7 separate regions of the Mus musculus genome follow, and all the other regions are linked to region 1. The links are chromatin loops, found by intact Hi-C in ENCODE. Cell type or tissue: heart. All regions are shown on one strand.

Evidence for each region. Peaks named below come from ENCODE experiments on the same cell type or tissue, not always from the same donor. Only the 100,000 strongest peaks of a DNase experiment are listed, where the experiment ranks them.
Region 2: a loop joins it to region 1, with 4 times the contacts of the local background. A loop is called at or near these places in 6 of 42 quality-filtered maps.
Region 3: it touches region 1 in a loop (2.0-fold over the local background); 6 of 42 quality-filtered maps call a loop at or near these places.
Region 4: it touches region 1 in a loop (2.7-fold over the local background); 3 of 42 quality-filtered maps call a loop at or near these places.
Region 5: it touches region 1 in a loop (2.4-fold over the local background); 3 of 42 quality-filtered maps call a loop at or near these places.
Region 6: it touches region 1 in a loop (13-fold over the local background); 18 of 42 quality-filtered maps call a loop at or near these places.
Region 7: a loop joins it to region 1, with 4 times the contacts of the local background. A loop is called at or near these places in 6 of 42 quality-filtered maps.

Annotation. Positions count from the first base shown.
Region 1 is chr4:100,093,546-100,097,545 of GRCm38, forward strand. It overlaps Ror1 (receptor tyrosine kinase-like orphan receptor 1), which reads left to right and starts at 2,246. Exons shown (of 9, transcript NM_013845.5): 1 at 2,246-2,764. The coding sequence starts at 2,674. Gm35701 (a long non-coding RNA gene) reads right to left here and starts at 2,098. Exons shown (of 3, transcript XR_376465.2): 1 at 1,933-2,098; 2 at 1,680-1,814; 3 at 1-668. In heart, a CTCF peak has its summit at 2,232 (motif pointing right); DNase peaks (open chromatin) are centred at 2,246 and 2,876; H3K4me3 peaks cover 2,034 bases; H3K27ac peaks cover 1,679 bases; H3K27me3 peaks cover 1,718 bases.
Region 2 is chr4:100,026,638-100,030,637 of GRCm38, forward strand. No RefSeq gene overlaps it. Among named protein-coding and RNA genes, the nearest start is that of Gm35701, 67 kb to the right of the region's middle. In heart, a CTCF peak has its summit at 2,182 (motif pointing right); a DNase peak (open chromatin) is centred at 2,184.
Region 3 is chr4:99,953,017-99,957,016 of GRCm38, forward strand. The region is part of intron 1 of Pgm1 (phosphoglucomutase 1); the gene reads left to right. Among named protein-coding and RNA genes, the nearest start is that of BC062258, 25 kb to the left of the region's middle. In heart, no CTCF peak of the experiment used is centred here; no DNase peak of the experiment used is centred here.
Region 4 is chr4:100,186,049-100,190,048 of GRCm38, forward strand. The region is part of intron 1 of Ror1 (receptor tyrosine kinase-like orphan receptor 1); the gene reads left to right. Among named protein-coding and RNA genes, the nearest start is that of Gm12701, 68 kb to the left of the region's middle. In heart, no CTCF peak of the experiment used is centred here; a DNase peak (open chromatin) is centred at 2,183; H3K27ac peaks cover 1,210 bases.
Region 5 is chr4:100,165,646-100,169,645 of GRCm38, forward strand. The region is part of intron 1 of Ror1 (receptor tyrosine kinase-like orphan receptor 1); the gene reads left to right. Among named protein-coding and RNA genes, the nearest start is that of Gm12701, 48 kb to the left of the region's middle. In heart, no CTCF peak of the experiment used is centred here; no DNase peak of the experiment used is centred here.
Region 6 is chr4:100,536,374-100,540,373 of GRCm38, forward strand. All of the region lies in intron 8 of Ube2u (ubiquitin-conjugating enzyme E2U (putative)), which reads left to right. Among named protein-coding and RNA genes, the nearest start is that of Ube2uos, 10 kb to the left of the region's middle. In heart, a CTCF peak has its summit at 1,735 (motif pointing left); no DNase peak of the experiment used is centred here; H3K27me3 peaks cover 446 bases.
Region 7 is chr4:99,945,109-99,949,108 of GRCm38, forward strand. All of the region lies in intron 1 of Pgm1 (phosphoglucomutase 1), which reads left to right. Among named protein-coding and RNA genes, the nearest start is that of BC062258, 17 kb to the left of the region's middle. In heart, a CTCF peak has its summit at 2,251 (motif pointing right); no DNase peak of the experiment used is centred here.

The DNA of each region.
Region 1 (4,000 bases):
GACAGGACTGAGTGGGTCACAAGCACTGAGACTTGGAAGACACCAATTTGTGGGGATGAACTGGTTGTCCCGAAGGCCTTCTGTCGATCATTCCCTGACCTGAGGTCAGACTCACAGAAAGAGGGAAAACCATTAAGGCAGCTGGGGCTGGCTCTTGCTCTCCAGTCTTAGCAAAGAATAGGTGATTATTTCTCCCACAGGGGCTGGTTGTTCACCTACCTGCGGGCCCCAGGCTGGAAGTTTAGAGTCTGTGACTGCTGGGATGCACATTGCCTATTGCTCATGTTTCTGCTCTCCCAGCCTGCTCTCTGTGGAGCATCAGAAGCACGTGGGACAAAGAAGACAAGGAACTAATCAGATAAAAAAAAATTCTTCAGATTGTGGTCTAACTCTTGTTCACGGATCAAGTTCTTCTGGTTGTTGTTTGAGGAACCCAGGCAACAGAGACAGTCAAAACAGAGTTTTTATCCCCAGCAAAGTGACAGCTCATTATAAAATCCTAACGCTGAGTCCAAGAGGCAGCGGTGAGAGAGATCCCATCTAAACTCATTTACAGAGACCCTATAACATGCGGGGCTTCAGTTAAGGTCTTTCAGCCTCCTCATGGGAACAGGTCTGGGTATTGTCCATGGTTCATAGGGAGTGTGGACAAGTCATTCATTTTCTTTCTGCAAAACAATATTTTAAAAAAATTATTATCATTAATAATAATAATACTTATTTACTTTACATCTCACTCACTGCCCCCTTCCTGGTCACACCCTCCCATCATCCCTCCCCAACCCCTTCCCTTCTCTGAGCTGGTGAGGGCCTCTTGGGTAACCCCTACCCTGGCACATCAAGTGCCTTTGAGGCTAAGTGCATCCTCTCTCACTGAAGCCAGACAAGGTAGCCTAGCTAGAACATATCCAGGCACAGGCAACAGCTTTTGGGATACCTCAAACTCCAGTTGTTCAGGACCCACATGAAGAGCAAGCTGCACAACTGTTACATATGTGTGGGGAGGCCTAGGTCCAGCCTGTGTATATTCTGTGGTTGGTGGTTCAGTCTCTTGAGAGCCCCAGGGGTCCAGGTTAGCTGACTCTGTTGGTCTACTTGTGGAGTTCCTATCCCCTCAGGGGTGGCAATCCTTTCTCCTATTCTATAAGATTCTCCCAAGCTCCATCTGCTGTTTAGCTGTGGGTGTCTGTATCTGTCTGAGTCAGCTGCTGGGTGGAGCCTCTCAGAGGATAGCTGTGCTAGACTCCTGTCTCTGCACACCAACTTTTAAAACTGCAATATGTCTCACTGTCTATAATGCAGCAGGCAAGCAGAAGGTACTTAGTAGGAAGCCAGGTGACCATGGACAGATTCTGAGTATCTTTGTGTTCTGGGGAACAATATTGACAGGGGTCCTTAGCTACTCTTGCATCCTTGGAATCCAAGTCAGTCTGGCATACAGTGGGTGCTCACTTTATATGATCCAGGGTGTTCTTGGTACTGAACTCCCAAGAGCATTTATGAATTACAAAACCAATAAACGGCAAACCAGGAGAAAAAAATAAAAACACTGTAAGTAATGTAAATAGGAGGTAATAGACTTGCTTAGCTGAGCAAGAGCAAGAGAAATACACCGTATGTAAAGAAACAGAACACTTATGTGATATAAAAAATATTAAAAAGACAAACTGAAATATTACTCTGTTCATGTTCAGAAGGCAGAGAAACAACTTTCAGGAGGCCGGGGGGACAGTGACAATAAAGAACGAAGATGAATCTTCTCTTAATGTCCTAAAAGAAGCAGATCAGATGAGCTTGGTGTAGATGTAGTGGTCCTAGGATTAAAAACAAGAAGACACATGAGTCACTTGTATTTGGGCTCCCCCTTAAGCAACTTTTGGGAAAGAAGAAATTAAATGGGGCACGGTGTAATATCTGTACATGTTCCCTCACCCAAGGCAGTGGCAGAGAAAGACAGTTAAAATCTGGGCTTCCTAACTTATCCAGTCACACTTTACACTGGAAGCCCATCTCCCTAAAGTCCTTCTCCGTCAAAATGTCTCAAAGGTCCCATCAACATCAATGGCTGGTCCCCAGCGAGTGGGGGGTGGGGAGTGGGGTTGGGGGGGAGGGGGAGGGGGCGGAGGGGGGATGATGGGTTAACAGGAGGTGTGGTAGCTGCTTTCCGAGATGCCTTGGAAGGTGCGAGTCCAGGAGGTAGCAGTAGAGGGCGCTGGGACCCCGGCCTGGGCCCGCCTCTGCCATTGGTCCGGGCTGGGGCGCTGGGTTGTGGAGTTGGTGGAAAGTGACAAGTTGGGCGAGAAGAGAGATCGTGGAGAGCTGGAGGAGCCTCGGCTTAGTGAGCCCCGAGACCGCAGCTCCAGGCACTGGGCACGCTCTTCTGCAGTCGGAGCCGGAGACACACGGTTCGCAAGAGCGACACAGAGAGCCTAGGACTGAACAGCCGGCTGAGTCAGGGCTGCTGCGGAGTACCGACCGGGAGGAGCCGCGCTCCCAGGTCCAGGGCGGCAGAGCGGAGACGAGGGAGCAGGTCAGAGGGACAAAGAGTTTTGCAAAGGCCCCCCGGTGTCCTGCGAGTGCCTGCGGCAGGACGAAGTGACCCGGAGCCCTGGGCGAACCCGTGGATGTTCTGCGCGCCGCCAGGGAGCCGCCAGCACCGCCACGAGAGGAGGAATGCACCGGCCGCGCCGCCGCGGGACGCGCCCGCCACCGCTGGCGCTGCTGGCCGCGCTGCTGCTGGCCGCACGCGGGGCTGATGCCCAAGGTAAGCAGCGCCCGCGCCCGGGTTCCACCGTCCGCCCCCCCCCAGAGCTGAGTGCCCGGTGAGCGCCTCGCCGGTCCCGGAGCTGGTCATTCGACCGCCGCCTGCACGGGCCGCCCGAGGGAGGCCATCCAGGACTCTCTCTGAAGCTCGGCTGCGGGCTGGGCTCTGGAGGACTGGTCGTAGGCATCCAGCTGTGGTTGTCAGTGCTGACAGGAAGTGTAGAAGAACTTTGGAGGTGGTGTGTGTGTATGTGTGTGTGTGTGTATGTATGTTGGGGGAGATGCTGATCCTTTGCCTATCTCTTTCTGGATTCCTACCGCACCCCAACTGGGGTCCAGTTTATCTACTTCTCTATCCCAGAAAGAGTTTGTATTTTCAGTGGCGCCTCCGACAGAGCCCAGGCGGTCCGCGAACCCATACAAACAAAAGCCCTGTACTCCCAGGACTCCCTTGTCCTTGCGTCTTCTCTGTTTGGTGTTCGGAGCCTCCTGCCCTCTAGAGGGTCATCCTGCAGACCAAAACCTTTGCTCTTCCGCTGCCACTTTGTGCAGTTAGAGGCGGCCTGCTGCTCCAAAATACTCTGGACTCCGGGGTGCACGTGTGCAAGTGTGTGTGTGTGTGTGTGTGTGTGTGTGTGTGTGTGTGTCGAGGTGGAAGAAATAGAGGTCATCTAATGCATACTTGATTTTGGTCATCTCCAGAGACAATCGCTACAGTTAGAGAAAGCCTCCACCGGCAGCCGGAGCGTCTTAGTTCCCTGCGGGAAGCTTGGATCCTCGCTGGGTCTGAGCCTGCACACAATGAGAGGGAAGAGCCCGCTGCGCCTGTGGAGACAACCAATTCATTCTTTGGAAGTTAGAGGGGGAAAGTTGATTAAAGTCTCTGGGGGTCTTGGGCCTCACTTTTAACATGCATCCCTTGAGGGGGTGTTGGAGCCCCTGAACTCTTCCCGCCCCCACTTCCAGCCCCCAGCCTCTCTAGATAAACAGAAATATTTACCATTCATATCTTTACCATTCATCTGTAAGCCAGTTAGGGAAGAGTCTAGTTTACTGAACAGCTGGGGAAAAGAACCACTCACTGAATGACTGCTGAATTAGTTTCTACTAAAAGTTAGGGGTGACTTTCTTGGTACAAAGCTCTCAGCAAGGAAGCTGGGTGCGGATTTTGATCTCCTGGAGGTGACTCTGGGATGGGAGCAGCGCTCACCCAACAGAGTTCTGAAGTGTCGTTATT
Region 2 (4,000 bases), 67 kb before region 1:
CAATTGAATAGAATAACTCACTCATTAACGTCTCCCTTTCTACCCAAGATATAGTGGCTTGCTTCCAGAGTTTTAAGCATTGAGAGTTTGTTTGAAAATTAACAACTAACTAACTAACTAACTAACTAACTAACTAAGAGTTAGTCTAGAGACAATTTTACTCATCTCACCTTCTTTCCAGCTATGGACAACTTTACTTAATGTTTTGAATCATATGAATACAATACTGTTTCTGTAGGTGGAAATGGTGACATATTAGTAGTTTCACAGGTTCCAACCATAGTCTAGTTGGCTTTATTTTCTTCACTGTGTTGATGAAACCGTGAGGTTTGAGATGGTAAGGCAGCCTGGATCTCAGAGACTTTTCACAGTGGGATGTACTCAGGAACCTCTCAGGGCATTGTTAAAATGCAGATTTGGACTTAGTGGATATGAGAAGAGGCAGATAATTGCTTTTTCTGGAGCCTCCAGGTAGCTCCTGATGGTCAGTGGACCAAGCACTCTGAGTGGCTGATTTAGGTTTGGTTGGCCCTGAAAGGGCTGCTAGAGTTGCCATACCAAACAAGAATTCTGTGCTTTATTAAAAAGGAGATTTTTGGCTGGACATGGTGGCTCACATTTATAATTCCCCCCAGAAGCTATTTGAGTCAAGGTGACAGAGTAAGAACCCACCTGAGAAGAACTCCACGAAACAAACCCCAAACAAACAAAAGGGCAAAACCAAGACAAAACAACCCAGACAATGAATATTGAAAATCAGTTTTCCTCTTGTCTGACTTTGGGGATGCCCACCATGCACTGAGCATGTGCAAGGCACCATCTATCAACCAGAAGACATCTCCAGCTTCATTTTCTTTGGTCCCTTCTCTTCTTTCTTCTGTCCCCTTCTTTCTTCTCCCCTCCCTCACTTTCTTCTCTCTCTCTCTCTCTCTCTCTCTCTCTCTCTCTCTCTCTCTCTCTCTCTCTCTCTCTCTTTCCTGGCATCTCCCTTTCTGTTGGCTGATATTACATTTATTATTATTATTATTATTATTATTATTATTATTATTATTATTATATAAAGTACAGAAATAGTCTCTGGTTTCATTAAGGTAACAGGTGAACTAACTAGAAGTCACAGATACCAGAAAATCTGGGAATACAGGTGAGACCTCAGATGGTTCCCCAAGGCTCTGAGAATGGAACCTTCTTGTTGTCTCCCAGCCTCCTGCCCTTGGCGCTGGGGATTGAACCAGGGGCAGCCCACATGCTAAGCAAGCACTCTTCCACTCAGCTACACCCCTAGTTCAGGTTGCTTCCCTTTTGTTGGAGACTTGTCTACTCCAGCCAAGCCCTCTCTCTGCCCAACCCCATAACTGCTGCTATAAAACCATTTAATGATTTCTCCATTTCCATAGGAGCCCAAGTCTACGGCAAGGGTTTCAGGTGACTGATCTTGGGTTTTATACATGGCCTGTAGCTTCCAGGAGGCCAGAAGAAGGAGGCAAACCCAGAGCAGGCATTCCCAGCAGAACATGCACGGCTGCTGGATTGCCACAGCTACGCGCAACTTAGTTTCCCTTCTTCAGCTTTCTAGAAGAAGAAGGAAAAGAAAAAAAAAGGAAAAAAAAAAAGAAAAAGAAAAAGAATTCAACCACCCTGCAATTACTGAGAACCTCAAAGAAAGAAATGAAAAGTATAGCCATTAGCTTGAAAGTCTAATGACCCCAATCTAAACAGTGCCAGGCATTTTATTCTGCTCACTTGTAGGAGAAAGGCATTGCTTTTATTTTAAAATCTGTTAGCAAGAACATTGAGTTATGTTCTACATCTCCTTCCCTTTAAAAAACAATTCTAAAGATGAAAAATGCAAACTATGTTTTTTTCTGCTAGCTTACTCATACCTGTAGCTGGTGACCATTAATTGAGCACCTGCTATAATTCAAGACCTGTGACCTACAACAGTAAACAAATATAAACAGGTGTGATTATGACTTAGTGACTATAAGAACTACAGAAGAGTTCATCTAAAGGGTTCTGAAACAGAAGAGAGCTTTTTACTTCAGGGAGCCAATTGTATCTGCCTCTGCTCGTCAAATTCTGACAAACAAAAACATTTTTTTTTAGCCCCCAAACTCTTGATGTTTTCAAAGCCAAAGACCCAACCTTAGCTTTAGAAAGCAGATCAGCTGCCATTGCTACCAGTAGAGGGCGGCAACATGACAGTTCAGAGTTGGTCCTTGTGGCTGAAAGCCTACAGGAAGTATGCTTAACTTCCCTTATTTATGCAGGAGCTGGAAAAATAAAGACAGCAGTAAAAATCTTTCCCCCTTTCTCTTGTAGAAACCTGCCTCAAGGCTTTATGGTCTGTTCGCAGGTTCTTATATCATATACTAAAAAGAAATCAGGTCCAATGTAAAACCTGTGAGATTTCAGCAAAACTAACAAGTGTTTGGGAATTAAAACAAAACTGAAAAAACACAAAAATGTTCACCGGTGTTAAGACATAATATGTCTTTGTGGAACAATTGATCTTCAGGATTTGTAAGGCAATTACTTGGTGGTATTCTAGAAAGCCAGGAGCCTCCAATGCAGCAACCCACCGGCTAGCAAAATAGAAATGGCAGGCTTTGAGCACGTGGTAATGAACAGCCCGATGCTTTGGTCCTGGGATGTGCTTTATAAGATGTGAAAAGCAAATGACCTCTACACAGTGAATCGAGGCTTTCGACTTATACAACCGTCTCCATACTCCAGAGAGCTCATGGACACTTTCACATATTAAGCTGGAAGATGACTTTTAGATTTGACAGAGATCGCTGGTGGCTTTTGAAAGGAAACTATGACAACCCTCAGGGGGAAACATAGATGGTGCATGTTCAGGAGTCTATAAGCAGGAGGAATAGTGCTCTGATATCTTTGGAGTAAGTTAGGTGGTGAAGTGCTGTGGTCTGAATGTTTTGTCCCATCAAGCTAATACGCTGAAATCCTAATCACCAAGGTTATGGTGGCATTTGAAAGTGGATCTTTGAAGAAGTAATCAGGCCATAGGCGTGACATTAGTGTCATAGACAAGAAGCCAGAGAGATACTTCTTAGCCCCTGTACGATGTGAGAACACAGAAAGAAGATATTGTCTGTGGGTCAGCGATCTCTGTCAAATCTAAAAGTCATCTTCCAGCTTAATATCCCCCAACAGCCAGCATGTGACCAATCTCTTCCCTCAGTCATCTTTGCCCAGGGTTTCCAGGTCCTTCTGACCCCTGAATCTCTGTTACTTCCGTGGAAGCATGCCTCCATAGTCTAGTCTCAGTCAACTGTTTGCTTGCTCGCCTGCTCAGAACGGAGTCTCGCTATATAGCCCAGGCTGTTACCAAATCTAGATTTCCCAGTTTCCAAATACACGTGAAACAAATTTCTGTTGTCTATAATCTACTCAGTTTATGTAGTTTTCTTATGGCAACCTGAATCTACTAAGACACAGAGAGTATAAACATCAGTTGCCTTAGAGAGATTCAGGATTGGTAAAGTTAAGGTGAGAAGCTTTTCATTCAAAAGGGCACATCAATGGAACGCCAGGAAAACACGGACCCCCATCTGTACCCCTTATATGTCTCGAGAGACTTGGGGGATTAACAGGAAAGATAGTTTGTCACAACTGTTCAACTCACGGAGGAGACCTGTATTTACAAAAAGAAGAGAGATAAATGCATGATTTTAGGCACAAGACATTCGATAGAAAGCAGGTGCAAAATACTAGGGGCATACGTCGAGTTCCCAGGTGGAGGACTTATGTCCGGTGGTGTGATGGAGAAAGCAAGAGCGAAGATAGCACAGACAAGCCAAAGATATACCAGAAGGAAGCTGAAAGGCCTCTGGATGGCCCGCCTTTCTCAGAACAAAAAGAGATAGGTTTGCTAACCTTGCCATGGAGATGGGGGTGGGGTGGGGCGTGGTATTCAGTGCATTGCTCATGCTCCATGGGCCAAACTTCAGTCACAGAAACATTCCTGGAGAGCATC
Region 3 (4,000 bases), 140 kb before region 1:
AATTTCAGCTTCAGAAAGTCCTTCACCAGCAAGCAGCCCAGGTGGAGCAGAGAACATGCCAAAATGTCATGCGCTGTGTGGGAGGAAAGCTGGGTGGATTTGTCTAGGCACCCCCATGCCCACGTGCTCCCGAATGTACCCTGGGACATCGGGGTCTCATTAGGAAGGTTGCAGTGCCTTGGGTCACTGCTCTGTTAGTTCAATGAAGAGATCACTGGAATAATATTTCATAAATCTAGCTCTTTGGTTGCATATGCCAAGACACATATGTTGGTCTAATTTACAAGGCTCTAAGAAATGAAGGGGAACTTGGCACAGAACTTAAAATAGATGAATTTTAAAAAAAAGCTACTCGTAATAAGTCAAAAAAGTCATGGTAGATAGCTATGAATAAAACAAGCTTGCTTTTAAAATCAATTTCAAAGAATTTCATTAAAAAACAAAAAAACAGGAGCTCTAAATAAGCCATAAAAAGTGGTTGGTTTTTGGCAGTCTGGTTCTCAGCGTAATACATGTGCCTCATGGGCTGTTTTCACATCTGCAGATTTTCTTTCTCTTTGCTTTCAGTTGGCAAGGCCAGCAGTATACAGTTACAGTTCTCTCTCAGAGGTGTATCAACTCCAGCCCCGTGTCATAAGGGATCTTGATCACCTGTCTCTTCCACAAACTATCACACTGGTCTACTATATGGACGACATGGTGCCGATTGCACCATGTGAGCAGGAGGTAGCAACCACTTTGGATTTGTTGATAAAACGTATATGTACATCAGAGGATGGGAAATAAATCCAACCAAAATTCAAGGGCCTTCTACCTCAGTGGAATTCCCAAGCATCAAGTGGTGTGGGGCATGGAGAGATTGACCTTCTAAGGTGGAGGGTAAGTTACTACACTTGCCCACTCCTACCACCCGGGAGAAACCTGTTTGAATTTTGGAGACAGCACATTCCACACTTGGGTGTGCTACTCAGGCCCATACACCAAGTGACTCAGAAAGCTGCTAGCTTTGTGTTGGGGCTGGAACAGGAGACAGCTCTTCAGCAGGTCCAGGCTGCTGTGCAGGCTGCTCTCCACTTGGACCATATGATCCAGCGATCCAATGGGACTTGAGCTGTGGGTAGTTGGTCAGTGTGGCCATGTCTGCTCTATGAAGGACACCAGGCTCCCATGCCAGTTGAGTGCTTTTCAGCCATGTGCCCATTAACTCTGCTGATCCTGTGCTAGGCAGCTGCTCCTCCCCCATCACAGGACTATTCCTGCCTCTGAGAGGCTAGCTAGCTGCTTACAGAGCTTGTCTTCTGTCACACCCAAATTGGCACCCTGGTAGATAAATAATTTTGGTTTTCAAAGGTGGTGATTCACAGCTCCCTTCAAAACCTTACTCTCCACTTCCTATCAGACTCCCCAGACCTGTGGTTTGACCAGTCCTGGTTTACTTTTTAAACTTTGATGATACGGCTTCTTAATTGGTAATTTCTGCTGACCTAGACAAGAAACTCACAGGATGAATTTTAAATTGATTATTAGGAAAACCTCAGGGGACAGAGGATATTAGATATTAAATTTGTTGAGATAAACTGTTTTAAAACATTTTAGGTTCTTCAAATGTAAAAGACAATTTGCTTCATTAAAATGTTTCCTTGAGAAGGCTGGAGAAATTCTTGGCAGTTAAGAGAGGGTACTGTTCTTCCAGAGGTTGGTTCTCAGCACTCAGACCCAGCTACTTCACAGCTGTCTGTAACTACAGATCTAGGGCATCCACTGTCCTCTTCTGGCTCCATAGGTACACATGGCATATAGCAGCCAGACATACACATATACACATAAATGAAAATAAAAATGTTTAAAGTGTTTTCTTGAGAGTAAAGTCTGTTTAAACAGACAGTGTCATATGCCTGTATGTCAGCAGAGGCTAGCAGGATTTCACGTTCCAATGCCATGTGAGCTACATGATCAAGGCCAGTCTGGGTTATATAGTAGGACCCTATCCAAAATAATTAATCATATTATCCTATTATTTGTCTAATTATTAGCAACTGATCCAGGTTTATATACATAGGAAAATATATCTATCAACTCCTCATTGTTCTGTATTTCTCAAAAATGTGGTGAATCCCTAGAGTCATTTTTCTATAAATTTAAGAGGAGAGCCTAAATGTTGGTGGATACTCTCACTAAGCCATTGTTACCCCCAGTGCTGGAGATGCCCCTGGGCATTGCCCATGCTGACAAGAGCATTCTCCCTAAGCTGTACTCCAGCCCCATTTGGTTAAATTCTTGGTGGCCAATGAGCAGATCGGTTGGTTCCGCTAGCTGATCATTTCTCTTCTACCTGGGATGGCGTGTGGGAAGGACATAATTCTGTGGGTCTCAGAATGGCATCGAAGCAGGGAGACCAGAGGTAACTGAGATCCCGCTCCCATTTTAAGCTTGACCTTTTATTTGCTCAGTGGCTCTAAACAACTTTAGCTGCAGATGGCCCAGAGGCTCCAGTTCAAGAGGCAGCAGGGAAAGTGAGAGCCATACCCGGTATCTTGTCCTAGCCTGCTTTAGGGACTGCAGTTGTTCCATCTTAGCCTTGGCTTCCAGAGCAGAGGCTGGCAGCTCTCTGGTGTCTGAAACCAAAGTCTGTTGTAGGCAGCGCTCCGGGGCACTCTGCCCTAACGGGAAACGAGGCAAAAATAATTGAAGGGTGTTCAGCTTCATTGTGTGGGCAGAAGGATCTTCATCCGAACGACTTTGAAGATCTGCTTCGTGTGGGGGGGGTATGGGTGGGTGTGTGACCCGTAACTTTGTCTCAGGAGACAATCACCATAGGGAATTAATGAGACTTCCTAACCGACAGTGATGGTCCAAAGGAAAATTCTGTGTTGTTTACTCAAAGGACACTGTGGCAGCTTCAGGTCCGATAGACCATTTGGGGGACCCTCAGCTACTTCCTGGACACCCTCACAGAGCCAAGTATTGGATATGAAAGATGAGTGACTTTGAAGAATGGATTTCTGGGACATACAGGAAAACAGAAGAGGGTCCACTCCCACTGCTGACTTTTGCCACAGCTCCTTACCATGACCAGAAGCCAGGAACAAGTGGATTACGGAAGAACACCTATTACTTTGAGGAAAAGCCTTGCTATCTGGAGAATTTCATCCAGAGCATATTCTTTTCCATAGACCTCAAAGATCGCCAGGGATCATCACTGGTGGTCGGTGGAGATGGGCGGTATTTTAATAAATCAGCAATAGAGACAATAGTGCAGATGGCAGCTGCCAATGGGGTTGGTATACAACAAGTATTACTACATCTCTGGCCCTTCCAAGCAATTTTTTAATTCTGCAGAAATACTGAGATGCATCGAGGTGTGGATAGGATCTACACCTCAACTCTAACACCCGCTTAATGTCATTGTGATTTCAGATATCGAATGTTGTGAGAATAGTTCAGAGTTATAGCAGGGACGCAGGGACCTGGGAGTGGAGTTCAGGTTTGCATGTGTCTTGCTCGGTTTCTGTAGTTTGGAAAGTACCTGTTGCTTTGTAGACACATACAGAATGCTCCTGGCCTTAAGCTTTTGCGACTGCTTGCTAGCTAGCTAGCTTCTAGAATTACGCCTGTGCTATGGAGAGCTGTCATGAGTCGGGGCAAGGGGAGGATTTGCAGTGTGTTCAGTGGCTTCCTTGTTGACGTTCAGTCATTTGTCCAACAGGAAAGAAAACAAAGGCAGGGCATGCTGTTTGTAGATCTTGGAAGTCATGTAAAACAGTACCAGGGGTGGGGGCTGGGGGACAGTTGGATGTTAGATGTGAGTCTTTGGGGGAAGACTGTTACAGAGGGATCTGCTTGTAATGACCTGGGGCACAAAGCAGCCCTTTATTAGGGTGAATTTGTGCAGCAGGGTAGAGATAATGGGTCTAAGATGGCAGTAGTGTTAGTAGGCTCTGCCAAAGGGCTGCATTTTGGACACACGTTTGCCAGATTAAGCAAAGTAGAGGGCAAATGG
Region 4 (4,000 bases), 93 kb after region 1:
TGTGAACTAAACTGAGAGTGAAATGGCCACCTCTTGTCATAATCAGAGTTATTTTTGTGTGGTGATCTATGTGTCCACGAGGAACTTCATTTTGATAAGCCAGACCTCTGTTAAAAAAAAGCCATTTATTTGGCAGCCATTTACTGAGCTCATTTCACATGGGACCATTTTCTAGGCCTAGCAGTACGAAGGTGACTCTGGTTTATAACCTTAAAGAAAAATGGCCTCGCGTAAGTTTTCAACTTGAGGGTCCAGTCCAGTGAATTGATGAGGAACAGCTGCCTGGACGGTTGTGTGGGGAACGGTTCTGAGGCAGAGAGAGGGACCACCACTGTCTTTCAAGAGGAGAGAAAAGGAGGGAATGCTATTCTAGGAGACAGGTAAGCTATTGTGGTTCAGGGTCTCCGGTGGCATAGGAAATGACCATGAGAATTGCTGTGGGAACAGCCAATTTTGTGTGCAATGCACAGAATGGGGAGCTTCTGAGTTGAGGCATAGGACATTTGTAGGAGTATGTCTGGCGAATTAGCTGAATCAAGCAAAGAAAGCACAGGCAGAAACGGGCCAAGAACTGTAGGAAAGGCGATGGTGCTTCTCTATGTTAGGAGAATATACAACCTCACTAACTGCAGGTGGGCTGGGGTGTTGTCACTCAGGCCAGACTGCAGACCAGGGTTGGGTGAGGAAGCCCAGAAAGACATTTGACACAGCACCATCTTGACAATAATTTTTCTAGAAGGGTGTCTCCAGTGGTGCCCTTCCAGCGTTGACCTCTGGGCTCAGGGCATTGATTAGACCAAGATGGTGTATCCAGTGATTCCATTAGCTGAACGCCCCAGTCTGGAAGCTGCGTGAACCCACGGAGGACTGCATCTGAAGGCGGTTGGCCAAACAGCTTGAAAGATTCCAGCCTGAGTAGGGAGAAAGGAAATTTTGCTTTGCTTCAAGTGAGCTATAGTATGGCGGAATGCTTGGCCTGGAGGGAAGAAACATGAAAAGGAGCAGGAGCAGAATTTTCTTGCAGACCCATCAGTGAAAAGCATGACGTGGCCGTTCAGAAATCACAAGGATCAACCAAGAGTGGAATGGACAGAGGCACAGCCATCCTCTCTGCTTCCATCATGGTTGGGTCGTGGAGGGAATACTTCTTTCTTTCTTTGTGTGTGCGGAAAACTATAATGATAAACACTAATTGGCATGTGCCCAGAAACAAAACAAACAAAACAAAACAAAAAAAAACCACATATCTTATCCTCAGATATTCCTAAGGTCATCTAAAAGTCAGGCATATGTATGGACCCGCCCCTCCCCCAACACACAGAGGGGTAGACAATTGTGAAAAGCACATTTTTGATGTTATCAAAAGGATTTATAGATTGCATAAGGGTTGGGCCCAAATAGGACCTTCCAGTTCTAAGATTTTCCCTTCCATTCTGGAAAGGAAAAAAAAAAAAAAAAAAAAAAAACCACCACCATCACCACAACAACAATAAAATCCTACAACATCTCAACACTGTAGTGTTTGTTAAAGCCAGAAAATAAGCATTTATACATTTGAGTCCTGTCTTCAAGGTGTCTCTTGGCTGGGACGCCTTCCTGTTAGGACAGGTTTCTTGCCTTGCTGCGGTGACAATGGGGCCTTTCTGTCTCTCATCTGGACCTTCCTTGTTTTACTCCTGGAGTCTCCACCCTCTCTAAAACAAGGACCTCCTCCCTCTCGTACTTCCTGGGCCAAAGTCTGCCCTATCATTGCTGCAGGAATAAAGGCACTTTCCAGTGAAAGTAGCCATAGCTTGCAGGAGGTCACACAAAAGCTTCTTCCCCTAGCTCTCGGCGTTTGCTACCCGGTTATGACTGGATGAAATGAGCTGATCATGATAAGAACATGGCCCTGCTGCTGCTGCTGCTGCTGCTGCTGCTGCTGCTGCTGCTGCTGCTGCTGCTGCTGCTGCTGCTGCTGCATGGTGGCCTCTGCTGTTCTGGACTCTGCAGCCTGTGTTGTCTCTGGCCACCAGCCCCTGTCAGATGTTTTGGCAGCTTCAGTGCTGACTCTGATTTCTCACACCAGGTTGTTTTGTTGCTGTGTGAATTGTGTGAATGGGGTTCCCATCATCATGCCCCAACACTGTCCCTGACCCCAAACTCCAGTCCAGGAGAAATCCACCCAGAAGGCTCTGGGGAGGGGAGAGTAGCTGATATACACCATGGTAATCTACAGAGGTGGGGTAGGAGAAGCCAGGGGCTTGATTCGACTCTGTTGATTGGCTGGCTCTCAGAGGGAGGAGGGGCAGAAGAACACACACATGCCAAGCAGGGATCCAGGACTTGCTCACAGTTTCTTCCAAAACTTGCCTGCTAATCACCTGTTTCCATTGCCAAGAATGCTTGACTGACTAATGATAACAAGACAAAAGCAGGGGAGGAGAAGCTTCCTGGGCTCTGCCCCGGAACAGTAATCCTTTCCTGTCATGCAGACCGTTCAGTGGTTTGGGTGCACACAGAGTGGCTGGTCTTTTTCTTCTCTCACTGATGGCTGGCTAGCAGCCCTCAGTAAGAAGTTGGACTCTGTACCTCCTCAGTGGCCTCTCTCCAGGGCTTCCCGCAGCCTTGTGCTGTGCTCTTTCCACTGGGCCCTCCAGCCTGCTGTGCCTGGAGACTCTGTAAGGTCAATTGCTGGAGTCTGCACCTCTGGACGTCACCTAAGGGATGTAGATCATTTTGCTTCTGGTGTCTTCTCTCAAAGGCCTGCCCTATTGCTACAAACCTAGGATGCCCTGGCTGACGGTTACTGGGCCTAACCCCTTCATTTTGGCAGTAAAGACTCTGAAAACTAGAGATACAAGTTTACTTTCTTAAGATTATAGAGGTAGTTGGTGACAAGGCCTAAGACCCACCCTCCAAAGTCACATTGGAGGGGACTTATTGTCTCTCACACTGAAGCGTTGCCAGGACTAAAAAAAATAAAAATGTGTCTCTGTAGAGACAGCCTGTAGTCCAAGAGAGGAGATAGCATTTATATAGAGCAGTGTGGAAAATTCCAGCAAATAGAGGTAAGAACAAAATGCTCTGAGAATGTGTGTGTATGTGTGTGTACTTGTGTACTTGTGTACTGATTTATTGAGGAGAAATGGAGAAGGCGCTGTGGTAATGTGCAGGGATAGAGCAGTTTAGTGTCAGGGTGACTGGGTTCAAGCTTCCTTGCTGGCTTGCTGAGCTACCTTGGGTCAGTGGGTGGGTGGGTGGCTTACTTTCTGTGTGCTCCAGGTAGGTGGGAATAGGGACAAGGGGGGCACAGATGCCTGTGTCTTGGAGAGGGAAATCAGGAGAGAATGACTTATCCAAGCAATGTCGTCTGGTACCAGGCCTCTGTTTTCATTTCTTCATGCCCTTACCTGTCGGTTTGCTGTCTGGGAACTGAAGTCCAGTATTGGTCTTGGATGCAGTGTTACTGTATCTGGGCAGGTTGATCCTTCTGGATATGGCACTAACATGTGTTAAAGACTCTTTCCTTATGAGGGTACACTTTCTCTTGAGAAATGGGGTGTCAGTGCTGGGTCATTTAGCAAGACCCTTTCTGCTCTTTCATTCTTGTTCTCCAGTCATTGCTCTATGCCTTTTGCCCATCCCCCTCCCTCACTGTTTGCATGGGAGTTATTGATAATCCTTCTGCAACAAGGCTGGCTGGGCAGTAGATGTTCCCAGGCTAGGATGCTGCAAGTTTCTGGGTCTTTCCCTTGCCATTTTTGAGGGCTGGCTACTACACCATGTCCCTTTCAGCCGGACCTAGGGTCTTAGGACTACCAGTTTTGGTTTAACATCAGGAGACTAGGTCCAGAGTATCAAGTAGGCAGGTCTGTGAATGATGGACCCTTAACTGATAAGCAGCTAGGTACAATTACATTTTAAAGGCACCATCTATTAGAGAATATTTTCATTTTCTCATTATCTTTAAAATATTTATATTTTAAAAACCTATAGTACCCCTGAATGCTGAGCATCT
Region 5 (4,000 bases), 72 kb after region 1:
GTTGGGTTGCTCAGTTCCATAGGCATCTCTTGGCAGTTAGGGTGGATGCATGGGAAGACGTTCACTCTTAGCCAGAGGCCAGTTTGCCCTTGTAGCATCCCTCCTTCCGCTTTAATAGAAAGCTGTGAATGCTTTGCTGGGTACTGTTTTGATCGAATTAAATTTGCTTGTCTTGAATACGACTGGACCAGAAAACTGGAGTTTCCCTGTTTAGGAGGCAACTTCACTCCGGGTAGAGCCTAGCTGGGCACGAGGAGGCTGGAACTGTTGAACACAGCAACCTCCATTCTTCCCCCACTCTTTCCCCATTGCAGCAGCAGCAGCAGCAGCAAGCTGTTACTGGGAGCCTATGATAGAACAAAGCTGTGTGCTGTGATATGGCTGCCAGAACTTTTTATCTTTGTGTTTCTCTTGAATTTGGGGGCGGGAGATGATTATAGGAAACGCAGATTGAAAGGTAACAGTTTCCATTTTGCTAATAGACACTTTGACTTTTCTTTCCCGTGATTTGTTTTATTTCTGTCCCCTTTTGTGTGTACTACACAATATGCCTGACAGAATACTGTGTAAGGGCCAAGAAGTCACTTTTGGATACTGTATAGCCAAGAACATTCTGCAGTCCTACTCAGCTACCCTACAAAGCAAGTCCAGAGGCCAGCATGTTGAAATGCCTCTGCTCAGGGAGAAACCAGAACCCCCTCCCCCCCCCCACACTTCCCATCTCCCCCACCCCCCACATACTTCCCACCTCCCCCTCCCCCCCCCCCCCCCCCCCCCCCGCAAGCTTTCAGGGAGAACTGTTCTACCGCACCTGTGATTGCCTGCTGTCAGACCTGGAAAATAACAGTTTGGAGGAATTCTTCTTTGAGATCACAGCACTTATCGATAAAATGGGAAGCCAACTGGATGTAGAGGAAGTGTTCAAAGCATTTTAGGCAATCTTAAAAGGAAAATGTTTGTTTTAGTGAACTAGGTCATCAGTGTTCCCATTCTTTCTGTGTTGTAAAAAAAGTTAAGGATTGATCTCATATCTTTGCTAAGGTTTACTAAAACGAAGAAACTGGAATACTTAGCATGATCTATAAGAAATATTAACGAGATTTTGATTGGATGCAAACAATGAATAAAATGAATGGCTCTCTTTCTACTTACTGTCCTTCCTCTCCCCCAGGTTTTACGAGTTTTCTTCCTGAGCTGTCTCCACAAGATGCTGAGGAACAAAGTTTGCTCCACAGCAGACAGGATGCACAAAGAGGGCCTTCTTTGTCTGATCTGTCTGCCAAATCTCTTGTCTTCATAGCTCTTATAACCTAGCTGATCTTCCTGTGGCTGTGGGGGAGGCTTATCTTTGAAAGTAGAATTTTGAGTAAAGCAATCTGGAGGTTAGGGAGGAGTGGTCAGGCTCCATGGCTCCCGGTCAGATTCAGTGCTCACCCACGTGCTGTCTCTTAAAGGCCCCTGATGACCATGGAGTACATTTTTCCTTTGTTAGGATGCATTTTTCCTCTCTGTGTGGGTGGTTTTTGTTATGTAACTCCTATGAGCATGTGGCCTCTCTATGCCTTGGTGTCACCCATTCATATCTCGGGGGCTATCAGGTATTTCCTGAACTACTTAGGGTTCAACTGAGGAGTAAGTGACCCTATACCAAGAAGCCTTTTAAGAATGATTAAGTATAGAACAAACATAAAGCGACATAAAAGTCATCAGAGCCTTTATTAGTGAATTCTATTTTTGTGACCCCATAAAATTTGATTCCTTTCAGCTCTGGCAAGGATAGGGTCTTGTCGAGTTGTCATCATTTAGGAAAGTCGAGTGCTTGCCAGTGGCCTACAGAAGGAACTAAGGAAGAAAAAGATGGACACTCACTCACTCAGGAAGACTCTCAGGTGATATCTGCCCAGCAGTTCCTCCTTAGGTTAAAGTGGTACCCCAGTAGAAGTCACACACCAGCATATTCTCTCCCCCCCCCACCCCCCAACCATGGAGGCCAGAGGAGGCTGTCCAAGTCCCTAGAGTGAAGCTGTATAAAGGAGCTTGTGAGCTCCCTGGTGTGTGGACACTGGGAACCAAACTCCAATCTTCTGTAAGAACATCAAGTATTCTTAGCCACTGAGGCATCTATCCAGCTCCTGATAGCACATTTTTAATGATCATTATTTGTGATAAATCCCACAGTCTAATTGCATTATCTGGCATTGAGCACAAGCATTGCCTTGTTTCGTCTTGTACTGAAATACTGGACCATAGATGGTGATACTTAAAACAGTTAACCTTAGCTGACCTTTCTCCTCCCCCCAAGGCATAAACACATCTCTAAATTTAATTCAGGTTATATTGCATGTGTGTGTTTATAACTGTTGTCTCCATTGGAGCAGGAATTTAAATACATATATGAATATATATATATATGTGTGTATATATATATGAATATGCCTATATGATATATTCCAAGCATTCATCTCCTCTGTCTTTCTTTCTCTCCATCTCTCTCAAATACACACACACACCACATACACACACACACACACACACACACACACACACACACAGAGTGAGAGAGCGAGAGAGAGAGCGAGAGAGAGAGAGAGAGAGAGAGAGAGAGAGATAGATATGTAATTAATCTGTCCAGTATTTTAAAGTAGATGTTATCACTTGTATTTCAAGATAAGGCATGGAAATATAAGAAATTAAAATAAGACTTGTTCAAGATTGTATAGGCATTCAGAGGTGAAGGAGAGATTTTGAACTCAGGCAGTTGCATTCTTAGTGGCCCAACCACCTCCTAAATGAGACTGCTCATGTTTGAGAAACTAGCTTTTGTTAGTTTTTCTCAGGCCATAGCCTGAGAAAGCTGGGTGAACCCTCTTACTCCTGTCTCTAACTTAAGCCCAATCCTGAAGTGTACCAAGTCTGGCATCTGAAGTCCATGTCCAGAGGCCTCATAGAGCCAGAGAAGCGAATGCATATTGCACTCATGTGCCCAGCTGTGTATTGTGGTGTGTGGAGAAGAGTGGACATCTGATAACTTCCATGGCATCTTTAGACCTGCTCCTGATCTGTCCCTAGCTGGAACCTCTGTGGCTGGCCCTACACCTGGATGAATATCCTGGGTTGCTGGTTAGGAGACTAGGAGGCCAGATGAGCCCATAAGGAGGAAATATTCCCACTGTCCCCTACCTCAGTTAGCTTGATTGGACAATGGCTTCTTTATGCCTTGAAGCCTTCTGACTTTCCCAGTTAGCTTTTCCCTTTGAAGCTGTGGGGCCTCAAGCATTTTCTTGTGTTTTAATTCGTTCTTACTGACTTAGACAAGCTTTTCTCAGCCTCCCTGTGAGTGCATTTCCCTGTTTAATGTTGAGAAATAAGTTGTCTTGTTTGAATATCTTGTCAAATCACGCATGCACGCATGCACACACACACACACACACACACACACACACAGAGCTACAGAACTGAGGAACTAAGTGCACAGACAAGGAGAAATTTTGTAAAAGTTCTAAATATTAGAAAGATGACAAAATTCCACTACAGAATAGTTTTGATACGCTCTTGGTCAAAATGAGTAGCTAGTAGGTCTCTTGTTCTAATTTGGGGAATTTTACCATCTAAGGTTTATATGTTATAATGAAGTGGTGTGTGTGTGTGTGTGTGTGTGTGTGTGTGTGTGTGTGTCTATTTGCAGTGTGGGGGATTGAAATCAGGTCCTTCTCTATGCTAAGCAAGCCTTCTACTGCTGATCTACAGCCTAACCCTCCTAATAAGCTTGTAATGTCATTTCATGTGAGCTTTTATACTGTGGCTACCCATTGCCTATGAGGTCAGACTTTGGTTCAAATTGCAGCTGTGTTACTGACAAGCTGTGTGACTTGGGCAAGTTTATTTCATCTCTTAAGAGTCCCTTTTCCATCTCAGAGGAGAAAGCAATAATTATATATTACTCAGAGAGCCGCAGGGAGTGAAACCAGGCATGTTTATATATTTAACACTGGCCTTTTAT
Region 6 (4,000 bases), 440 kb after region 1:
TTAAAAGGATGTTGTTCCTCTGCACACACAGCAGATTGCTACAGACTGAATCTTTCCTGTTCCCCAAAGATCATGAGTCCCACTTGGTTTTTGGTCAACATGATACCAACTAGAGTCATCTGGGAAGAGAAACTTCCATTGGGAAAATGCCCCCATCAGGTTGCCCGTCAGTACGTCCTTGATAGCTAATTATTAGAAGAGGGCCTGCAGGGATGGTACCAACCCTGGGCAGGTGGCACCAACCCTGGGCAGGTGGCACCAACCCTGGGCAGGTGGCCCTGGGTGAAAAAACAAAGCAGCTTGGCAATTCCGGAAGCAGTGTTCCTTCATGGCTTGTTCCTTCATGTTCCTTCAGTTTGTCTCCAGGTTCCTGCCCTGAGTTCCTGCTTTCCCTTCTCCTGATGATAGACTGTAACTTGTAAGCCAAACAAACCCTCTCCTCTGCAGGTTGCTTTTGGTCATGGTATTTTACCACAGCAACAGTAAAGCAACCAGTAGACCAAGCTACGGGCATGGTCTGTGGTGCTACCAGGAGTTGGTGGGATCTTCAGGAGGTAGGGTCTTGTAAAGGGAAGTTACATCATTGAGGCATGCTTTTGGGGGAGCACTGATACCCCAGTCCATCCTTCTTTTTGTTCTCTGACCACCATGAAGTATGAAGCTTTGCTTTATTATTATAATGCCCCGCCTTGTCAAAGACTCAAAGTGATGGGACCCACCAACCATAGACTGAAATCACGACCCACAAAAAAACCTTTTTTTCTTTTTAGGTTGATAATCTCAGGTGATTTGTTCCAGCGACATAAGCTAAGAAAGAGGTATAGAAGGGGCAGGAAGTAGCTTGGGGGATTACTGTTCACTCACTAGGCACGCCCCCCTCATGCCCAACGTTGTATCGGAGTTGGCAGGCAGAGCTCAAGTGTAGCACACAAAGATGCATCAGCATCCTACAGAGCCACAGCTGACACGCTCCACATCCATCACCCAGTGATCACCCAGTGCACAGCATCCAGCCCAGGCTCCTCACCTCCACTGTCACCTGAGTCACCAGTTCAAGAGCTTTCTCTAATTTACCAGTTTTTTAAAAAATAAGGCACAGAGATCAATCAAATTGTGTTTATAAGTACAAACCTTATTTGAAATTTAAAACATGTACTTCCTAAAGATATAAAGTTTCAGTAAGTATACATACCCTGACTGTGTACAGGCAAGAGCAAATTACGTCCACCATTAAGGAAAGGGACTGCATGTGTGTACCAACTTCAGCATTTACTCTTCATCTCACTGGAGTCTATTGAAAAGGAGGTGAATACCTGTAGAGGGTCAAATATCACTGTAAACCTTTCTTGTATTTACAGAGCCCACTCTGGACTCAGCCGTCTTGTATTTTGATTTATGGAGTTAGTATGTATTATGCTTACATATGATTTTAACTGGTTGTGGTTTTTTCTTGTCTTTTCTTTTTTTTTTTTATTTTTTATTTTTTGGTTGTCTGTATTTAAACACATAAAACACAAATCATCTTTCTCTTGGAATAGCTGATTCCCTTTCCCTCCAGTTACATAGAAACACATTCATTTAACACACTTCATGTATGTTTGTGCTGTCCTTTCAGAGTGATTTGGTTTAAATATCATTCTTGCCGGTTTACGTAATTACAGAGATGTATTTTTAAGAAAAAGCAAGCCTTTTTATTCCCCAAAGATTAGCCCTCGAGTGCCATCTTGTGGTTAAAGAGAGAATTGGCATCAGTGCTGACAAATGCTTACATTCTAAAATGTAGATAAGGAAAAAAAAATAGAATCAAGAAAAAGAAAAAGAAAAAGAAAAAGAAAGTTTGAAAAACTGAGTTCTCCAGGCATAGTGGCATACATGCACAGTTCCTGAACTTGGGACATGGGGACAGGAGAGTCAAGAATTCAAGGCACCAGTGTCAGCTCTTCCTGAGGTAGAATCATGTGCTGCAAAACCCAAGTGGCAGGACACTTCCCTAGCATTCCCAAGGCCTGGGTGTGGCCTACAGGCCACAAAACAAAGAGAGGCGAAGAGAAGGGAAGAGGGGCGAAGAGGGGGGAAGAGAGGGGAGGAGGGGGGAAAAGGGGGGAAGAGAGGTGAAAAGGGGGGAAGAGGGAGGAGAGGGGGGAAAGAGGGGAAGAGAGGCGAAGAGGGGGAGGAGGGGGGAAAGGGGGGAAGAGGGAGGAAGAGAGGCGAAGAGGGGGAAGAGGGGAGGGGGGAAGAGGGGGAAGAGAGGGGAAGAGGGGGAAGAGAGGCGAAGAGTGGGGGAAGAGGAGGGGAAGAGAGGGGAAGAGAGGGGAAGAGAGGGGAAGAGGGGGGAAGAGGGGGGAAGAGGGGGGAAGAGGGGGGAATAGGGGGAAGGGGGAAGAGGGGGGAAGAGGGGGGAAGAGGGGGGAGGAGGGGGGAAAAGAGGGGAAGAGAGGCGAAGAGGGGGGAAGAGGGGGGAGAGGGGGCGAAAGAGGGGAAGAGAGGCGAAGAGGGGGAGGAGGGGGGAAAGGGGGGAAGAGGGAGGAAGAGAGGCGAAGAGGGGGAAGAGGGGAGGGGGGGAAGAGGGGGAAGAGAGGGGAAGAGAGGGGAAGAGAGGGGAAGAGAGGGGAAGAGGGGGGAAGAAGAGGAGAGGGAAAGAGAGGGGAAGAGGGGGGAAGAGGGGGGAAGAAGGAGAGGGCAAGAGAGGGCAAGAGAGGGCAAGAGAGGGCAAGAGAGGGCAAGAGGAAAACCTTCCCTCCCAGGCCAGTACTTTCTCTCTCTTAGAGACACTTTGTGCCCAGTGCTCTAATCCTCCTTCCCTCTATCTACTTCTGACACCTGATGGTGTTCAACCATCCCCAATTCCTTCAGCTTGTCTGTGAAACTGTCCAGGAAATTGGAAAGTATCGGCATGTTGTAAAACTGTAGAAAAGGATTTAAAATATATAAAGCTTAAGCTGTCTGAGGTTGTACTTTTCCTAACAGCTGAGGTTTGAATCTTGGCCTGCAGTACCACAGCCAGGTACCAGAGCAGACTCTGAGGGCCCCAGGCAGGGTTACAGCTGGGAGAAGGTGTGATCCCAAAAAGATGGAGGCAGAAGTGGACTGCAGCAGGCTTTGTCTAGCCTGTGAGAGTGTTCCATTTCAGAAGAGGGCTGCTGCTCTCCTCTGTGCCATGCGTTTCTGAAGATAAACATATCCAGTTCTGTAAATATCTTGTAATAGACTTGATTTCTTTCTGGTCTTGTGGCAGTAACTGGTTTCACCACTTTCCTGTGGCTTTGTGGTTGTGGCAGAGGATTTGGTAGACTTTGACCCCAAACAGCACAGCTCTTCTTAGAGCCGCATATGAGGTTCAAGGTTCGTCTGCTCCTGTTTGATTCTGCTCCATCTGAAGTGCTCTGGCCTGTGCTGGTCTCTCTCCTTTCCTTCCCCCTCCCTCACACCTTCCTTTTTTCCCTCCCACTCCCTGAGATGCAAGGAAGGAAGATTCTGTTCCTTTATTAAATTAAATTTTAGCAGAATATTAAATTATATTTTAGTAGAAGAATGAGAAAGAAGACAAGAGATCTCATTACGGCATGTTACCAAAAGTCAAGGTATTTATGAAAGGACAAAATAATTTCATGATTCCCTCTATGAGCATAAACCTACTTTTCAGGAGCTTGTTGCAATTTGTGGTGATCCTGAAATTGTGTAAGAATCCTTAAATAAGCAATTATTAAGAGTTTTTCCTTTTTATGATATTTTGTGCCATTGTGATCTAATCTGTATTTTTTGAGTAACGGCAAACATTTCGTTTTTATAATTTGGCTCAGAAACGCTGTCATTGGCGCAGGCTGCCCTTGGCCTATCTGGGTCTGACCTTGCTCCCTTGTTTCTCCGGCCTCTGCTCCCCAAGTGCTGCCCCACGGTACAGCTGCAGATGGTTAAATCAAGGAGCAATGGCAGCCAATGAACAAGCCTGACAACCTCAGCTCCATCCCTGGGCTCCATGAAAGCAACCTCATTCACATAA
Region 7 (4,000 bases), 150 kb before region 1:
GAGCGAGCACTCTGGGGCATAGGAAAGGTACATGGGAGCGGGCTGGGGAAACCCCAGAATGTTTTCACTCAGTCTGCCAACCCTCGTGCAGAGAGCCCAGCTACCCCAGAATAGGACATGCCATTTTAAATTACCGCTAACTTACGTCAATTCTCCAGAGTTTCTAGAAAAAGGCATCACGCACTGTTGCGTCAAACAACACTCATTCACTCTTGTAGTTTCAAGTAGCAGCCCTAAGGGTAAGCTGCTGCTGCTTCTTCTTTCCCTTTTCCTCCCTCCTCACCAGCTCCTTCCAAGCCCAGATCCTCACGTATGCCAGGCAAGCACCCTTCCACTCTAGGGATAGCCACAGCCCGTGATGCTCTTAGGAACCCTAGAGAAGGCTCTACCCTGGCTCCCTCCTAGCTCCTGTCACTTGGTGCTGCAGCATAGCTCACATTCTCTACCTCTGTCCCCATGTGGCGCACTTCCTTGTGTCTGTCTCTGTCTTCAAATCTCTTGCTCCTTATAAATATGACAGCCACTGATTGGATTTAGTGCCTGGCCTAATTTGATAACACTTCAATTTCCTCATCCGTAGTATAGGAGTAGTAAGAACACCCACATCATGGGTTGTTATTATGTGTGCCAGGAAGCCTACGTGTACTGTTAGGCACAGTGCTGGACTTCACATGAGTTCATATGACCTCAGCAGCTTGAGAGAAAAAGCTGTTGGGCCGCTGTATAATAGGTGAGGAACCAGATTGGTACCCTCAATACTACTTAAGTACTAAGTAAAGCCTGGTAAGAATTTGAGTTGGATCCCTTATTTTCACTATACTGAATTCCTCAAAGTAGATGGTCCTCAAAGTGCATAGTCCATGACCCTAAGCGCACTAATCCATGATGTCCAAAAGAAGTCATTCAAGCAACGATGTTGTCTTCAACAACTTCTTTGTCGTCTTCATCTTCGACTCCATCTCCGCCTCCTCCTCCTCCTCTTCTCTTCCTCCTCCTCTTCTTCTTTCTCCTCCTCCTCTCCCTACTCCTCCTCTTCCTTCTTCTTGCTTCTTCCTTCATCGTATCATCTGCATCACCATCATTATTTCTATTGCTGTGATAAGACACCATGACCAAGGCAGTTATAGAAGAAAGGGTTTATTGAAGGCTTACAGTCACAGAGTGAGTCTGACCATCATGGTATGGAGCGTGGCAGCCAGCAGGAAGACATGGTGCTGGAGCAGTGGCTGAAGCTTACGTAACGTCCTGACCCACAAGCACTAGGCAGAGAAAGCTAAGTGGAACCTCAAAGCCCACTCCCAGTAACACACCTCCTCCAACAAGGACACACCTCCTAATTCTTCCCAAACAATTCCACCAACTAGGGACCACTATCCAAGCATAAGCCTATGGGGGCTGTTTTTATTCAAACCACCACAGATGCCGCCCTTTCAGAATTTGTTTATTTTATTTTGAAACAATATCTCACTTTGTAGGCCATGTCGGCCTTAAACTCAGTAGGCAGTCCAGGCTGGTCAAATTAATGGTGATTCCTGAGTCTTAACCTGTTGAGTGCTATTGAGTTGCAAGCACACAACCATTGTCCCTATTTTACAAATAAAAGATTGAGATCAGAAAGACTATAGAACCAGAATGGGGCAAAGTCAGGGCTGGACCCAGGCTGGTCTAATCCAGAGCCTTCTGGGTAGAACAAATGAGTGCTTGGTTCAGTCCTAAGCATTCCTTCTTCCATTTTGATTTTCCATCCTCCATGTTCCTTCTTCCTGCCTCCCATAGTGCCTGGGCCAATGCAGAAGTTGAGAGAGTGTTTATCCCACAAACCATCTCTTCCCTGGCTCACATCAGATGAGCTAGAAAGGTGAGATCAGGCCTTCTCAGTACCTCTTGATTTTTTTTACTGTGTGTCCAGGCAGCTATGATAAGCACTTCCTGTATTTTCTTTATGTGCTTGAACTTCCTCAAGGGTATTTGCTCCCTTACTTCACACTGATTCTCCACTGGAAGGCAGTTTTCCTTCTCTGGAGCCACCTTTCTCCAAAGCTGGCCTGTGCAAGCATGAGACTATCCCAGAGTAACAGTGTTTCCCGCTTTGTGTTAAAATCTTAATGATTTGTGGACCATAAGGAGACACAAAGGGGCCTGGTGAACTGGGCCCTGCTATGTTTAGACAACACAGCAATTCTGGGAAAGAGAACTGCACCTCTGTCACCCCAAGGCTACAGCACATTTGCCTGATTTTTCTGTTTCCTACCACAAGAGGGAAACATACAACCACAAATGATTTGAAAATAAAGCAATTCTCTAACCAGACTTGTGGGTGTGGGTGTCCTTTATCTTTTAAATGGATTCATACTAACTGTACATCCTTATGGGTCACAGTATGGTGATTCAATGCATATGTGCAGTGCTCCATAACATTTATTATTTCTTTGTGATTGGCAGCTTTGGAACTTGGCTCCCCACCTCCCCCCCACACACCCCCAAAAAAATCCAAGGGATTTTAGTACTTAACTCCAGGTAATAACCAGAAGGCGCACACTTAGACTAGTGCATCTTTAAGTTGGAGAGATTGAGTTCAGCCACAGGACTAAGAATGACATTCCTGTAGGCCGGGGTTGCTGGCCATGTTCTTCCTTCTGAGCACACAGTTCCAGTGCAAGTTCCTAGTGAGCAAATTTTACTCCAGCTTTTGACATGTCTTCTCTCTACCAAAAAGTTCTCAACGGATAAGGGAGACAGTTGCCTGCTCCTCTCTTCCTGTTTGCTTGGAGGCCACACTAGTCAGGTCTGACTTCACAGAGGCTCATCACAAAGTTGAGTAGATGCTGGTGGTTAGCCCAGTGAGACTCCACTGAGCCACTCTGAGGACCATAGCATGATGCTGAAGGCTGCTGGGAGCTGGGGCTGCTGGGAGCTAGGGCCATTGGGAGCTGGGGCTCCTTGGCCCCACAGTAGATGTAGGAGGAGCATAGACAACAACTCTTTGATTCTTATCTCTGTAGCCCATCTCCTTCATGTTCCTCACCTTCTGTGGACTCATTTGTCTGCATAAGGGTTTGTGTGTGTGTGTGTGTGTGTGTGTGTGTGTTTGTGTATGTGTGTGCGTGCACACCTATGACTCTCTGTGTACTATTTTATTTAAACATTATTGATCCTGCATTTCAGTTTTATAAATCACATCTTTATGGTTTTTTTTATAAGTCACTGTTGACAAGCAACAATGAAAACACTCAAGTTCTGTGATCTAATGAAGGGACTCAGCAGCCGCTTTAAAACTCACTGCCCAGGTCAGCTTCTGACTGGTTCTGACATGGGTTTGGATCCTCTGTTAGTAGCTACTCTGTGGTCAAGTATTGCAATGAACATTTTACATGCTTTTCTTTATTGTGTTTTAGAACTCTTTTTGAAACGGATTCTCCTGTAGCCCAGGCTGGACTACATAGTTGAGGATGGCATGAGGTTTCTGATCCTCCTGCCTCCACCTCCAAGTGCAGGAAGTGCAGCTTCTGTGCTGCCACACCCTGCTTCTGCAGTACTCAGAGGCTGAACCTGGGACTCTGAGCATCCGAACGGAACTAAATGCCCAGTCCTAACTGCTAGAACTGTGAAAAGGAGTTTCATTAACCTTGGTTTGCAGAGACTCTGAATAATGAATGCACTGTTAATTGTTTATATTGTATTAGGCACTGTGAGTGTCCTGGAGGTTTCTTTTCTTTTTTTTAATTAGGTATTTTCTTCATTTACATTTCCAATGCTATCCCAAAAGTCCCCCATACCCACCCCCCCACTCCCCTACCCACCCACTCCCACTTTTTGGCCCTGGCGTTCCCCTGTACTAGGGCATATAAAGTTTGCCTGTCCAATGGGCCTCTCTTTCCAGTGATGGCTGACTAGGCCATCTTTTGATACATATGCAGCTAGAGTCAAGAGCTCAGGGGTACTGGTTAGTTCATAATGTAGTTCCACTTATAGGGTTGCATATCCCTTTAGCTCCTTGGGT